Regions from separate parts of the Homo sapiens genome. Here region 1 is linked to region 2. Evidence: chromatin loops called from intact Hi-C (ENCODE). Cell type or tissue: psoas muscle. All regions are shown on one strand.

Region 1 (8,000 bases), 280 kb before region 2:
AGCTACAGAGCTTAGGAAAAGTCTGTTTACCTCCCTGGACCTCAGCCTACCCTCTGACAATTAAAGGGAGATCACAGTTTTGAAGGCATCTACCAGCTCTGACGCGCTCTGGCTAAACCAGACCAAAAATTTTTTTTACAGCCATTTTTGAAAAGGGAGTGAGAGAAGAGAACTGCAGAAGCTTAAAGAAGCACCATTTGCAAAGTTTTTTTTTGTTCTGTTTCCAACAATCTTACTTATTCGCAGCACAGATTCTGTTAGGCTTAGACTTGTGTTTCGGTGGCACTGGATTGATAGACTCATACTAATTGGTGTGGGTGTCTCAATTTTCTCCGTCCAACTTTGCTGGGGTCTCGCCTTCTCTCTATGGAAGCTCTTCTCAGGCTCACAAGAGCTGAGATTTCTCAGAGGCGCCTGTAGATGGATTTGCCTTTTTTCTGCTATATCCATCTGAAGCCACAGCAACTCTCTCTGAGCCAAAACCACTCACTAATTAATACATTTCACAGGGTGAATGAAGCACTGGCACGACCAGCAGCTTGGGGCAGCTCCCAAAGCCATGGCCTTGCCCAGTGCCCAGAAAGTCCTGCCTGGAGACGGCCAGTGCCAGTTTCCTCCATGCCAGCACCTCACCCTTCTCATTTGAACCCAGAAATGTGTTGACTTCCAGTGCCCCCTACCACCCTAGCTGTGTCATTTTCTCCTTCACCTGTTTGCATTTCCAAGGAAGCACAAGTCACAGTCATAGGGGCTCGTGATCTATTTTTTATTCTCCCCTTTTCTGGGCAGAATGATGGATCAACTCTGGAAAACCTATTAGGAAAGGGCTGGGCCATCCTGCGTTTCCGCCAGGCCTGTCCAGGTGACTTTGAGTCAACCCACTGAGAGCTACTTGGCCACAGGCCATCTCTGTGGGGCACCATGTTTATTTGAACCACTGACCCTGGCCCTAGAAGAAAAGATGAAGACTTAGTGATACCCCTTCTCCCCATCTATCCCCACCAGGGGCTTTTTGGAGTGTCTTTAATTTACAGTCTGTTGGAAAGCACTCAGAATCACTCTACCCTACACTCAAGGCAGGACCCTTCATCATCCATCTGCGCCAGGCCAGCCTGCAGGCATATATCCCTGAACTTCCCAGTGAGGTTCTGAAAGAACTGGGAAACTGAGGAAGAGATTGGAAATAGAGGAGGCCCCAGTGATGGCTGTTTGTATCAATCATCACATTGATTTGCTTAGGGAAGTCTTATTCTAACATTACACTGGTTGGTGATCAGGCCTCCAGGCCCACTGGACTCCTAAGATAAGGCTCCAGCTCCACAGAGTTGGAAGACAAAATTGTCCGCTCCCTCCTTGCATTCACCCAGCCCGGGGTCTTATCTGGCAGATGATTGCTTGTTGCTCCAGCTTTCTCTGTCCTAACCTCTACAACCATAGTCACCAATGATTTACTTATTCTTAGACCCAGCCATAACCTCACATTTTCCATGAATCAGCTAGCCCCCTATGGTTTCCTGCAATGTTTCCTTTATTTTCTATTTCCTTATGACATTCTTTAAATGAATCTCCTTCTATAATTACCATTTGACCCCTGGGCTTTTACTCTCCACATTGCTACAAAAAAAAAAAAAAAAAAAAAAGTCCAGTTCTTTTTGCAAGACGCCATTCCTTATATATCTTTCCATCTTCCATAATGCCTACAACAAGGGTGACCACATCATAAATTATTGGTAAAGATTTCCTGGTTATGCCAAGACAGAAATCTAGCCTGCTTGGTAGTTACATTTCTTTAGGCAAAATAACAAATTGACTTTCTGCTTTGAATTAGGCATATTTATGTCAACAGGAGGCCAAATCACTGCTGGGTGAGTGACCCACTGCTAGGAAGATGCCCAGACGCCAACTGGGAAAAGCTTGGCCAAGCCAATCAGGTGCTGCCAGAGCCTTCTTTGTGATAGCAATGCCAACCCATGAACTAATACCCTCCTTTGGGAGAGATGCTGACACGCCAAGGAAACTAATGTTTTTATCTCAGCTGACTCATTTGCTGAGAACAACAGGTTTATAAGGCAACTCTTAGCTTGACCCACTCTACTCCTCCATCAAAATAAAGAAATAAATAAAGTTTTCAAACTAAAGAGCATTAAAGAATGATAACTTTTCTTTTTCTTGGTACTATCTATTGACCTATACCTGGTTTTCACTGTAACACATTTGTGGTATGAAAAATGACAATATGATGTCAGAGAAAATGAGAGAGACATTTTAGAATTTATCAGAATGTGACTATGGTCACTTAAAGTCCAACTTTCTCATGTGGGTTTCAGCCTGTGCTGGAAACAAATAGCCTCTCTTACCTCTAAAGTACTTGGTTCTGTGCTCAAAGTGGCATATTAAGTTCTGCTGATTACATCAGAATTTGGATGGTGTCTCAGGATCTCAGTTTCCTATCAGTGGAATATGGAGTTGGGTTAGGCATTATTTAAGATTCCCTCCAGTTCTACCCTGTTTGTTTTAAGGTTTCCTCTTATATTTTGTAACCTCTCTTCTACTGCTTTTTGGCAAGGTCTGGAAAAGAAAGGCTATGAAGATAGGCTTGAAGATAGGGCCCACGTTACAAGGGAGAAAAAAAAAAAGACGAGGTCTCATCAAATCAACTCCATACACACTAGCAAAATTAGGGAAGGGATGGAAGGGAAGGTGAAATTAGGGTGAAAATTCTGTTCAATGCTTAGCAGAATTGTGAAAGGCCAAAGTTGGCCTAGAACCCTGCCCATACAATTCCAATGCCCCTACCACCAAGAATTGTTTTTCTCCACCCTGGACTAGGCCTATCCCTTGGGAAGAATGACCACAGAAGAGGAAAGGAGGACAATAGACAGAGCTGCGGAAATGCCCCCCAAACTTGGTCTCGGCATTGTAGACCTGCAGGCATCTGTGCAGTGCATGTTGGGGGTAAAGCCAAGTTGAACATTAATTGTTGTCATCCAAGAGTCAATAGCTTGAGAGAGTCTTTCTGCAGCTGCTTTGTACCTCTGAGCCTCCTCTCCCATGGGAGAAAGCATTGTGAGGCAGAGGGCAGCATAGTCTCATAGAACTTCACACCTAAGTTGGACATGAATTGTAAGCTAGGCTCTACCACATTCACATTCTGGGAAGGTCACCTCCCCTCTCTGGCTCTCAGAGCCATATAATACAAGGAGAAGGTGGACTTGATCTTTAACATTCTTCCAAGTCATATACTTTGTTGTGCCACAGATAAATTATCTGTTCAGCTCAGAACTGCAGGGTGGAGCGGAAGCGGAGACAATGCTGACTGTTCTCTGTCATCTCACCTCCAATCCCTGCCCCTGTGCTTAGTCAGACAACCCATCTGACTTATTTCCTGGAAGCCTATTCCCTTATTTTAGCTCTTATGGTAGAAAAATCAGGACAGTGTGAGCCCTTCCATGGGCCGTGCCATTCATAGATACCCCTGTGATTTGTGACTGCTTCTACCCAGAAAGCTCCTGGAGGCATATATTTACCAAGCAAAGGACCCTTGAAGGAAGTAGCTGTTGTCCACACAAACCATTATGGGCCAGGGGGATATTAATAAGAAGGAATGTGTGCCATCAGAAGCACTCAGCATCTGCAGTAAACCAAATCCTCCCTCTGTAGGTATGGGTTGTCTAGAAGAGAAATTTTCATGCATGACTCAGTTGCTTGCCATGCAGTGCCAAAGAAACTTAAGGAACAGTGTTAGAAAAGGCTGAGATCATTGGCAATTAAATTGACCCTTCTACCTGGATGTGTATGGCTTAGAAACCAGAGCATGCTGTAGTTCCAGCCTTGAGAATTTTTGTGAGCATAGCAAATGGTCCCTTCACTTTAAGAAAGATCAGAAAAAGAAGATATGACCTAAATCAAAAGCAAAACAAGGCTATAATAGCATTATATGACTTAGATGCTAGACTCAAGTGACCAAGAGAAATATTTTTCCCAGGAGGAGGGAAAATGCCTCTTTTATAAATTGAGAAGTGCGCTGTTCTCATACGGGTCAGACAGTAGAACATAAGGATTTCTATGCCACTGTTGCCTAAAGGAGAGAATTTTTAATGAGAAATGTTTGTTGAGTCCTGTGATTCCATGAAGACTTCCTTCAGCAAGAGCAGAATGGGACAAGGTCCCATTCCAAATGGAAACAATTTGAGGGGTATTTTAACTATAATCCTAAATGATGATAACAATTGCTTCCACTTAATTAGAATCAGTGCAAGAAAAAAGTGGAATGGAGATCACTTTACACAAGTAAAAAAGAGCTTTGTTAAATTACAGTCCCCAAAGCCACTGCATGGGAAGAACTGACTTGCCTTTCTAGGTGTCAGGTTTTCCTATCAATGCTGTAGCTCCAACTTCTTCCAAGAGGCCTGGCTTCTAGGATCTTCCTTTCAGAAATGGCCAAAATGGGATAAATGGTGTAAAAAGAGTAGATAAAGTACACTTCTTCAGAGTGAGTATAGAAGCTGGGGACACCTGGATCTAAGCTGGAATATCCTAAAATCTTCCTTCATTATGGATAACAGGATGATCTACACCTTGTTTATGCCTCTAAGGAAAAAGAAAGGAGAAAAGAGTGAATGATGGAGAAGTGAATGAGGAGCTGCCAGTGGTTTCTTATCAGTAGCTCTCCTAGGGAAGGATAATGTCTCTGGCATTGCTCCAGGTGTCTGACAACCTCTCTTCACCGAAAGAGGCCATCATCATGACAACACGACCCTGCCGCCACTGTGTGGGGATGAATTTGGTTCTAGGTGAGTCCTGGAGGTCTTAGAGCTGGAAGGAGGTGTAGAGATATGGTGATCAATACTCTTTATTCTTCATGTGAAAGATCTGAAGATTGGAGATATTACTTGATTTCCTTGGGACCAGAGAGGGTACATGTGACAAATGCTGAATTTGAACTCAGATCTCTTCATTTCTAGTTAAGACCATATCCAAGGCGGGGGATCACTTGAGGTCAGGAGTTCGAGACCAGCCTGGCCTATATGGTGAAACCCCGTCTCTACTAAAAATACAAAAATTAGCAGGGTGTAGTGGCGGACATCTGTAATACCAGCTACTAGGGAGGCTGAGGCATGAGAATCGCTTGAACCCGGGAGGCGGAGGCTGCAGTGAGCCAAGATTATGCCAGGGCATTCCAGCCTGGGTGACAGAGTAAGACTCCATCTCAAAAGAAAAGAAAGAAAGAAAAAAGACCATATCCTGCCACAAATATTAATACTTTACTAGAATATTTCATTTTACCTCCCTGCTCTGTCTTCTAGGAACTCTCTACCTTGATTCCCTGTTCTTCAAATGCCTGCATTTTATGAATTCTGACCCTGCCCCCAAAATGTATCTAATTGAACAAGAGTGGACCCCTGAGCCAAGGACAGTCCATCCATCAGTTAGCTGGAGGGAAACCTGTGACCTGACTCAAAGGAATAGGTGGACCAGCCAGAACTTCTGTGTCAGGGTTTATTGTTAAGAGCCACTGAGGGAAGGTGGTGCTGGGCTTCAGAAGTAAGCCAAGCAGACCAGTGAGACATGGGGTAGGGGTCCTCAGGCAAGATGAGTTAGCACAGACACCTGGCAGGAGACAACAGAAAATGAAGCAGAATGAAAAAGAACTAGAACAGTGTGAAAATTGTGGACTCAGTTTCCATTTACTAACATCTAATGAGAGCAATAAGCTCAACACTCCAAGATAATCTACATAATTGCTTAAGTATAAGATTTTAAGATGTTTTTAAAAAACAACTCATTTAATACTGTGTGACATATAAGAGGAAAGAAAAGTTACTTTTGATTAGGGTAACCAGAGAAGGCTTCACAAAGAGGCAATGCATTATCTTAGTAAACTAAGAACCATTTATAATATTGAACCTTACAATATCTTGGAATTCATTATCTCATGAAAACATCCAGACTGAGAAATGACCTTTGGAACATGATCAGTCCCCTAAGTTGGGGGACCTCCTGCACTGCCCTTACTCAGACATCAAGGTAAAGTTCTTTAGGAAAGGTGCACTCTAACAGGTTAATTTAAAACAATATTGTCATCTTGAAATGTGCAGCACAACCAAAAATCACAGCCAAGGCCACCCATTTCTCCCAGTTCAGGGATCATTGATTGGTTCTAGTGTCAACTTAGCCCCTGAAAGATGACAGCAAAAAGAGTTCTGGTGAGAATTGCTTCCATTCAGTGTCTTCAATAGCATTCATAAAAAACCACTGGCCGTCCCTAATCCAGTTACCTGTGTGGCTGTACATTCTGAAACCAGTATTCCAAAGGAACTCTCACAGAGAGTGTACAGGGACCAATCATCCTCCCTTAAACTTACAGATCATTTGAGATCTGAAAATCTCCCTCAGGAGCCACAGTTAAATTGGGGTTTAGAAGGACCTGGATTTCACTTCCTAGATCACAGCCAAAATAAAGTCAGAAAAATCAAGAAAAAATTATAGTCCAACCGTCAGCCACCATATCTCCTGCTCCTTGTTCATTTGCTCTTTTATGTATCCTACAGGTATGGAGCACTTACTATCTGATCAGTCCTATTTGAGAAAAGGAGAACAAGCCTGGGGAAACCAATAGACTATATTAGTGACCTGCACTTAATATAAACACATGTCACTCTTTCAGTTATAAGAGACAAAACTCAACTCTAACATTTAAATGAATAAGGAAATTTACTGGGTCAAGTAATTGAAAAGTTCAGGCATGGCTGGACCCAGGTACACAAATGATATCATCAAGAGTTTACCCTCTACACCTCCCATCACCAAAATTCCAGGGCTAAATGTTCAGTAAACAAATTTGAGTACTTTACTATCCCTAAACCAATTAGTGTAGCCAGTAGCATGAGATGGGCTGATTGGCCAGATCTGGATTATGTGACCTCACTTGATCCTCACAAGCCCTGAGAATGGGAAAGGAATAGTTTCTCAAAGGAAAGTAAAGGTGCTGTTCCATTGCTTGCTGGGAGGCAAGAACAATAGATATCAACTACGAAATAAAACAGAGTGTTTTAGTCATGGCGAGTCCAGGAGCTCTGAACAGGGCCACTTGCCCAGCTGATGTTGGGGTTTCCATCATTTTTATAGGTAAAGAACCCACTGAATCACCCCCTTAGCCTCTCTGCATCATCCTGCTTCATGCCATTGTGACTGGGGACTCCAGGATCTTTCCTGGTCCTGGCCTCAGAGCCTTACTTTTTGAATGAACACACTGGGCTACTCTCTCATATCCCTGGCATCAGATGCTAAAGTAGCCCGCCTGCTTTCACGCCCTTATTCCAACTTCTTTCTGCAAACATGAGCAGTTTTTTCCTTATCCCTCTTGGTACAATTGCATGTTTCCACCCAGAGGAGTGAAGTGGTTTGTTGTTGTTGCCCTTGCTTTTCCCTCTGCCGTTACTTCAACTGCAATTTGATGTCTTCAAGCACTGGGGATGGGAAAGACATATATAATTAGCAAAGTAAATAATGATACAAAAGCCTTATTACTGAGGTTTTCTGGATGACTGTTCAAGTCAGAAAAACAATAGTGCTCAGAGGACGGAAATGAGCCCACACGCTGGAGAGACAAGGAACTGAAATCACGGAGCAGGGCAAAGCCAACTCAAACAGCAGGACCTCATGTCTTGCTTACATGAAAGAGTAAGGCATTCAGATGGGCCAGAAGCCAGGGATGGCATTGCTGGGGACTCTCAGCTCTGTCTCAGAAGCCTCCCTTCCCCCAACACAATCTGTTCAAAAACAAAGCTGGCCTGTGAGCTGTAAGCTGGAGACATGTGCGTTCAGAGACAGCAAAACCTCCTAGGCTGTGCCCCAGTATCAGATCAGTGGCATTAACCCCTAGTGGATCTTGGGAAAGATTTTGAGGACTTGTGTGATGGTGTTCTTGCCTTTGTGAGATTTCTCTGGTTGCTTTGGTGTTTTCGTCATGTCAATTTATTACAGGATCAATTTGCAAG
Region 2 (8,000 bases):
AAAGCAAGTTTATCAAGAAAGTAAAGGAATAAAGAATGGCTACTCCATAGCCAGAGCAGCCTCAATACATATTTGTTTTGAATTAATGGCTTTTTCCATGACACTGTCTGTCACAGATTGTATTTTGCAAAGGTGACCACAGCAGTATTTCTGGTTCCACCTGCTGTTCCTCCACCAAGAGGGGGATTTTACTTCCCCTCCCCTTGAACTTGGGCAAGATTTTGTGACTGTCTTGATGAGCGGAGCCAGGACATGACTTCTGAAACTCTGTTGGAAAAGGCATTACAGTTTCCTAGGTCTCTCAAAATGCTTGCCCTTGGAACCCAGCCTCCATGTTACGGGGAAGCCCAGCCTACATGGAGATGCCATGGACATGTGTCTGGGAGACAGATACAGCGGAGGACTCAGCCGACTGCAGTGTGAACTGCAAACAAGTGAGTAAACAAGCCTTCAGATGACACCAGCCACAGCCATCAAGTCGTCACCAACTTTCGAGTCTTCTAGCTGGAGCCCCAGACATTGGAGAGTGGAGACAAATCATTCCTGCTATACCCAGTCCAAATATCTGACTCACAGAATTTGTGAGCATGACAAAAGATTGTTTCATGCCACTGCATACAGTGCAAAAGATAACCCAGCCACTTTCTCATTTACACCTGCAGTGCCTCCCACTGCCTGTAGGACACAGTGTATGATCCTTGGCTTGGCCTTCCAGTTCCAACCTCTTTGTCTCTATTTATCGCCCTCTAGAGGAAACTGCTTCTCCAGCGCAACTGATCTACTCATTGTTTACCACTATCCTCTGTCCCTTCCTGCCTTCACCCTGCCCTCACTGTTGCCTATAACTGCAATGGCCTCACCTCTAGCCTCACCAAATTCTCCCCATCGCCCAACGCTTGGCCTTTTCCCCAAAGCCTCTAAAACAATCCCAGGTAAACAACACTCTCACTCTTCTTGCAAGCTAGACTTTCATTATTTAGTAATATCATTTTCTAAATGGAAAAATCAGAATCCATGGTCTGAATTATTTTTATAATTTGTGCTTTTACTTTCAAGGAGAATTTCACACAGAAATTAAAACTTACTTCCACTTAGTGATGTACTCGACCAATAGCCTTCACTGCAAAGTATGAGATTAAAAACCTCGTAAAGTAGGCGTGGTTATTATTTTTACAGATGAGGGAACTGAGGTTTAGAAAGATTAAATAAATTAACTACAGTCATATACTTAATATTTGGTGTAACTAGGATTCAAACCTGCATCCTCTAAGACAGAACGTAATCACTGCTTAATCTAGTAATTAAATATGTACAATATTATAGTATGCTTTCCTTTTATAAATTAATTCTTTATTATAAAAAGTAATACATGCACATAATAAAAAATGTCAATAGAACTCAAGAATGCAATATAAAAGTAGGTCTGTCTCCAAATCCAGACTCTATTCCAGACTCCATCCAGTTCTTTTGTGTATTTCCAGAAATATTATGTGCACAGGTAAGCATCTCTTTGTTACACACAGAGGGCATACTATTTACAGCACTTTCTCTTTACAATATCTCTTGGAAAGCATTACATGTGGACGTGTATAGAGTTCCTATATTCTTTCTATGGCTGCATAATATTTCATGGTTGCCTGTTAATAATCTTGGAGTAGCCAGAAGCTAGAGAGAGATGGAGAGAGAGAGAGAAGGAGGGAGCTGGATGGAAAACTACAGTAAAATGAGAAGGGATGAGGGGAGGCCAGTAGGCCTGGAGGAGGAAACACCTGATTTCCAGGCACACCGCAAAGAGAAAGCAAGCCTGGCTGGGAACAGAAGTGAAAACAGAGGAGGCTCTGAATACATTGTATAAAAGTGGGCCCCAGAGGTGGGGGAAAGGAGTTATTGAGCTCCACGGGGTGAACATTTGCCTCTAACCTGTTTCCTGATGACTTCATCATCCCTCCTGAGGACCTCCCCACTTTTGCCAACCCCACCATTTTTTAAAAAGTGCCCCACCCAAAAGAAAACAAACACGTTACTATTTATTCATGCAAGAAGGCCCAGGAGACACAATAGACAGCAGCACCAGCCTAATTAAATGAAACGGGGTAGGTGTAACTCAAACCACCTTGGGAAAATATAATCTGCCACCAAAACAAAATTCCCACCGTTCAGACCACAGGGAAATCAGACCAGCCTCCTCGCCAGGTTCTCAAGCAAAGGCTGACTCCGCAGGCAGCAAGATAAGAGAAGGTCGGCTTCTCGCCAGTAGCCTTCCTCCCTCCGCTGTCAACTCTGTGCACCCCCACGGCCCCCCACCTCTCTGAGCTTGTTCACCGACATATCAGAGCTGCTCCCTTTGTGGGCTGGATTGTTTAGCTAATTTGCCCATGGAAAACAGTTCAGGTTCAGATTCCAGGCCAAGGCAACCAGACACCAATTGCAAATCCAAGCTTGGGGATTGTATCTCTTTCACCACTTTGAGACACGTAAACTGCATCTCTCCTCCCCCACATAGCTTTTCTCTCCACCTAGGGAAACCTCAGGGATGCTCCAAGTTGGACCCTCCAAAGCTAAGACATGGGAGGGGTACTGGAGAATCTCTGAACTGGCCTTCTCTAAATTTAGATGTGGACTCTGAGAGTCAGAAGGTGAGCTTGACCTAAGGATGTGCTCCTGGGCACCTTTGTCTGAAGAGTTCTGGGGCCAGATGAAAAATCTGACTATGTCTCTAGATTTCCCTCATCAACTGCAAGTGGGCTCTGGAATTAGACCTGCCTGGTCAGGTCTCAACTGTACCACTCCAATTGTAACTAGGTGAGTTTGGGTACAAGCTTAATCTCTTTTTGCTTGATCTCCTAATCTGTAAAATGGAAAGAACAGTTTGTCTCTTCCTTCCCCGACAGGATTATTGTAAAAATTAAATGAGGCTACCCACGTAAAGTTCTTGGCACACGGAAGGTGCCGCAGAAGTATGAGTTAGTTTCTTCCTCCTGAGAAAGTCTATACCCACCCACTCCAACCTCATTCCAGTCCTCCTTTCATGGGTCCAGTGTAAAAATGAGGGGCTTCAGACTGGGCGCAATCGCTCACACCTGGAATCCCAGCTACTCAGAGCCTGAGTTGGGAGGATTACTTGAGCTCAAGAGTTCAAGGCTGCAGTGAGCTGTGATCGCACCACTGCCCTGTAGCCTGGGCAACAGACTGAGAGTGATTGATGCGTACCAGGCATGTGTCCCAACTGTTCAAACCTGTGTCCACCCCCAGCCAGGCCAGCTGTCTGAAACACCATTCATGAGTCATTCTTCCAGGCCACAAGGGCTTTAGGGATCTGTGAGCTGCAATGGCTGTAAGTGTTAGTCACTCTCAATTACAGAAGGGGGTGATCGTGCTGATAATCTGAAAACGTAGCTCCCCCTTGCTATAGGGTTTCTAAAGCTCCAGGAACTCAGTCCATCCTCAAGAGCAAAGCTGCACTGTGACCCTAATTCCATCCTCAGCAAGGCCAGAGAAGAGCCAGGGCCTGAGCACCGGGGGGCAGGGCTCTTCCCTAACCCCTCACTCAAACCTCCCTCTCTTCTCCAGGTAGAGCCAGTCCCAGTCCCTTGACCTGGCCACCGAGCTCTAGTTTCCAGCCATTTCATCACCTCTGGGTCCCTTCTCTGAATCCTCTCCAGGTTCCCCTTGTCCCTCTCAAGCTGCCCATCCATCAACACCCGTTCCTAAGCTCCTGCCCTATTCAGATGACTGTACTCAGAGCTGGCCCTGGGGCTGCGGTCAGAGTCTGGCCAGGGTAGACAGAGTATCCTGGGGAGATGACCTCATAAGCCCTCCCTCATGGAGTATTTTTAGGCATCACTTTCCTCCCCCTCCCACTCAGCTTCCATGCACTTCCAGTGCAGTCCAGAACTCTCCGGAATCTCTAGGGTTGCTGCGACTCTTGTTGTTTTCCCAGTGTTTAAGGGGTGGAAACTGTAACTGCCCCTCCAAACACTCAACTCGTCATCCTTTGAATGATTCTTTTTCATTTCTACTCTGCTTCTTTTCGGAAAATAAAGATAGACTCTTGTCAAATATTGAGGGACTCCAACCATCACCCCCGAGGCAGGCAATTCCAGCTCCGTGGCTGCATTCCCTCCTCTGTGTGGCTATGATGTGGTTTCCTTTGTTGCCAATCTAGTTACATGTCACATAGACTAAAATCCTGTGAGTCTGCCTCCTCCCCAATGTGGGGAGAGTCCCAGATCCTCTCCAAGAATTCCAAGAGTGGCATCCAGAGATCTCAGAGTCCAAGAAGCAACAGCGTGTGACCACGAGAACCTGAGGCTGGATCTCAAGGTATCAAGGTCTCTGTTTAGTCTCACCTTCATCTTGCCCGTCTTTCTGGAGAAGTTGTTTTAATGTTCTAGTTTCTCTGTATGGTCTTTGATTATTTATTTTTTTTCTTTTTGGCCACCAATGAACTTGGCCACCAATGCATCCACAAGTATCCACATACCTCTCAGGACCTTGAGATAGAAGAGATTCTGATGCTACCAGGCACAGAGACCCAACTCCTTCTCACCTTCATGCTCTGCCCCATCATTGCCAAGCACCTAATCTAAAGTGGGCCCTGGAAAACCAGCTCCAGGCCATATCTGGCCATGGCTACCAGTCACTCACTGGATGCTAAAAAATGAGGAAAACCTTCCCAGCCTGGGACAAGGGGAGAGGGAGGCTTAAAGGCTCAATCAGGAGGCTTGGAGGGTCCTGTCCCATCTCCATCTCACCCAACTTCAATGAACCCAGAAAGTATGGAGAGAAAGTATCTCAATCCACGCCAGATGGAGAACAGTGCTGGCAAACAGCTGGCCTCAACAAATAGTTGTTGCTTTTTTTTGCATGATAAATGCTGCTGACAGCCAGAATGGCTGGAGAGAAAGGAGGCAGAGTTTCTCCTGGGCCCTGTATATTCAGGTAGGATTTGAATCGAAGGCAATCTAGGGTCAGCTCCAGCTGAGTTTGGGGCTTCGTACTGAACACAGTTCAGTCTCAAATCTCTTTGTGTGTCTCACCAATGAGGTTCTCCTTGCCCAGAATAGCCTCTGCTCACCCCACCCCTGCCCCCTGCCCTCACCACCTGACATGCTCCAGATCAAAGGCTTCCCTTCATGAGCAGTCCCCAATGCCCAAATCCAAAAGCCTCTCTCCCATCTCGGAGGGCCCTCTCCAAGCACTTTGCTCAGAGCTCTGAAAGTATCCTTATCTCCTACCACCACAGAGCAGGCAGGCGCCCGTGGTGGCATCCCATTTGGGCAGCCGTTGGGAACATAGCTGCCTCTTGCAGCATTTGCAAAGTCAGAGGCACACTGGCAGGGAGCCAAGACAGGCGGCTAGAAGCGAATGGCTTTCAGGGGAGATGGTCAAGAGAACTAATTTGTGTCGCATACATGAGGCATTCTAAAGAGGTTCCCAAGCCTATCAGCGAGAAACTAGATGGAAGACTGGATAGAGTTCCCAAAGATACACCAGCCAGCACACAGAAATCATGGTCAGGGGCTTTCTGTGGCCCAGGTTTTCCCCGGTAATATATAACCCAGGAAGGTTGGATTACATGGAATGGTGGGAGGCTCCTCCAGGATTATGGGCTGCCTCTGTCATCCTCAGATTATCTGAATTTCATCACCCGCAACAGGGATGGGGGGTGGAGCACAGCCCAGAAGCAGGAGCCCCTCAGCTGCAAGTCTATAGAATATTGAAATCAAAAAGCAAATGAAGACAAACACCATAGAGGCTGAGCTGCTGGGCTCCAGAGCTGAACTGCCTGTTTGACATCCCCCTCTACTGCTCACCTCTCTGCTGGGACCTCACTATGCCTCAGTCTCCTCTTTCATAAAGTGGGGATAATATTATCTACCTTATAATTTTGTTGCATGGATTAAACAGGTTTATATATGTAGAATGCTATATGTTTGCTACGTCATTGTTGCTGTTGTTCAGATAAATTGCCAAAAATGAAGAAGTCACAGGTAGAGGTTGAATGTGGAGTTCAGTGTGGAGATCAAAGAAAGAAGTGCCAGGGGAAGGAAAAAGAAAAGTTGTGTGTGTGTGTGTGTGTGTGTGTGCGTGTGTGTGTGTGTTTGATATAGGGTCTCACTGTGTTGTCCAGGCTAGAGTGCAGTGGTGTGATCAAGGCTCACTGCAGTCTCAACCCAGGAGGTCTCAACCTCCTGGGCTGAAGTGATCCTCCCACCTCAGCCTCCCGAATAGCTGTGAGTACAGGCACATGCCACCATGCCTGGCTAATTTTTTAATTTTTATAGAGACAGGAGTCTCACTATGTTGCCCAGGTTGGTTTCAAATTCCTGGGCTCAAACCAAAGTGCTAGGATTACAGATGTGAGCCTCCACACCCAACCAAGAAAAGTGGCTTGAGAGATGTGGGGAAATACCCAAGACATATTGTTAAATGAAAAACAGCAAGGTAACAGTACACATTTTATGATACCACTTTAGAAAAATAAATAAAAAACAAGGATTTACATAGAATACTTCTCATGCAAAGAGTATTTGTGGACGCATACCCTACAAACTGGAAAGAGGAACTGGGGAGATAAGGATGAGCAGGAAAAGAGAAAGTTGCTTGTCACTATAAGCTTTGCTATGTTGTATAAAATTTTGGCCAGTCTCAGTGGCTCACGCCTGTAATCCCAGCACTTTGGGAGGCTGAAGTGGGAGGATCCCTTGAGCTCAGGAGTTTGAGACCAGCCTGACCAACATAGCGAAACCCTGTCTCTACAAAAAATATAAAAATTAGCCAGCGTCTGGGCATGGTGGCTCACACCTGTAATCCCAGCACTTTGGGAGGCTGAGGCAGGCAGATCACTTGAGGTCAGGAGTTCAAGACCAGCCTGGCCAACACGTTGAAACCATCTGTACTAAAAATACAAAAGTTAGCCAGGTGTGGTGGCACACACCTGTAGTCCCAGCTACTTGGGAGGCTGAGGCCACAGAAACGGTTGAACCTGGGAGGCAAAGCATGCAGTGAACCGAGGTCACCCCCACTACACTTCAGCCTGGGAGACAAAGCAAGACAGACAGGAAGGAAGGAAGGAAAGAAGGAAGGAAGGAAAGAAGGAAGGAAACAAGGAAGGAAGTAAGGGAAGTGGTTTTTAACCTGTGTTTTGTGGTGTTTGCTCATCATGACCCTGTCACATATGTGCTTCCAAAGTTGCAAAGCATAACGTTATGTTATGCCTGGCCAGGCATTGTGGTGCACTCCTATAATCCTAGCTATTTGGGAGGCTGAGGTTGGGGGATCGCTTGAGCCTGGGAGGTTGAGGCTGCAGTGAGCCATGATCATACCACTGCACTCCAGCCTGGGCAACAGAGTGAGACTCTGTCTTTAAAAAAAAAAAAAAAAAGTCACAGATATATGTTTTTATGTAAAATAAACTAATAGGCAGGTAGATGAATGACCAGGTGGATGAAAGGATGGGTGGGGCGGGTGGATAGATGGATGAACAGATGGATGGATACATGGATAGGTTGGTGGATAGGTAGGTGGACGAGTGGATAGATGGGTGCATGGAAAAACTGATGGATTAATGAATGGCAAAAATGAGGAACAATGTAAGGCAATTGCTGAAACCCATGATTGTGGTTGGCTTTAGTGTGCCAGCCACCATATAGTGAGAGGGTGAGTCAACCTTGTTTTCAATGCCAGGAATGAGCAGATACCACTTTCTTTCTGCTTAGTAAATAAAAAATAGGAACCACCAAAAGTTTACATTTGAATTTGTTAAAAACTATATACTCAATCAGGCCAACTCCTTCCTCACCCTCACATGTCAGACCACTTATAAAGAGGGAAAGGACAGGGTGGGGGGACCTGTTCACCTCCAAAGAGATGAGAAGCAGCACCAGGGGGTGGAATAGAAACAAGGCAGCAATGAGCAGGCCAGGAGCAGAAACAATGTGCTTGTAAATTGTTTCCCAACTGTGAGCTCCCTCAAGGCTCAACCTTAGCTCATTCTA

The links. Peaks named below come from ENCODE experiments on the same cell type or tissue, not always from the same donor. Only the 100,000 strongest peaks of a DNase experiment are listed, where the experiment ranks them.
Region 1: it touches region 2 in a loop (15-fold over the local background); 2 of 110 quality-filtered maps call a loop at or near these places.

Annotation. Positions count from the first base shown.
Region 1 is chr2:217,054,660-217,062,659 of GRCh38, reverse strand. It overlaps LOC105373873 (a long non-coding RNA gene), which reads left to right. Exons shown (of 4, transcript XR_923877.3): 4 at 1-2,138. Among named protein-coding and RNA genes, the nearest start is that of TESHL, 190 kb to the right of the region's middle. RefSeq lists enhancers at 3,160-3,454, 7,671-7,720. In psoas muscle, no CTCF peak of the experiment used is centred here; no DNase peak of the experiment used is centred here.
Region 2 is chr2:216,770,570-216,778,569 of GRCh38, reverse strand. The region is part of intron 3 of IGFBP-AS1 (IGFBP5 antisense RNA 1); the gene reads right to left. Among named protein-coding and RNA genes, the nearest start is that of IGFBP5, 79 kb to the right of the region's middle. In psoas muscle, a CTCF peak has its summit at 686; DNase peaks (open chromatin) are centred at 3,229, 3,739 and 5,309; H3K4me3 peaks cover 1,088 bases; H3K27ac peaks cover 4,135 bases.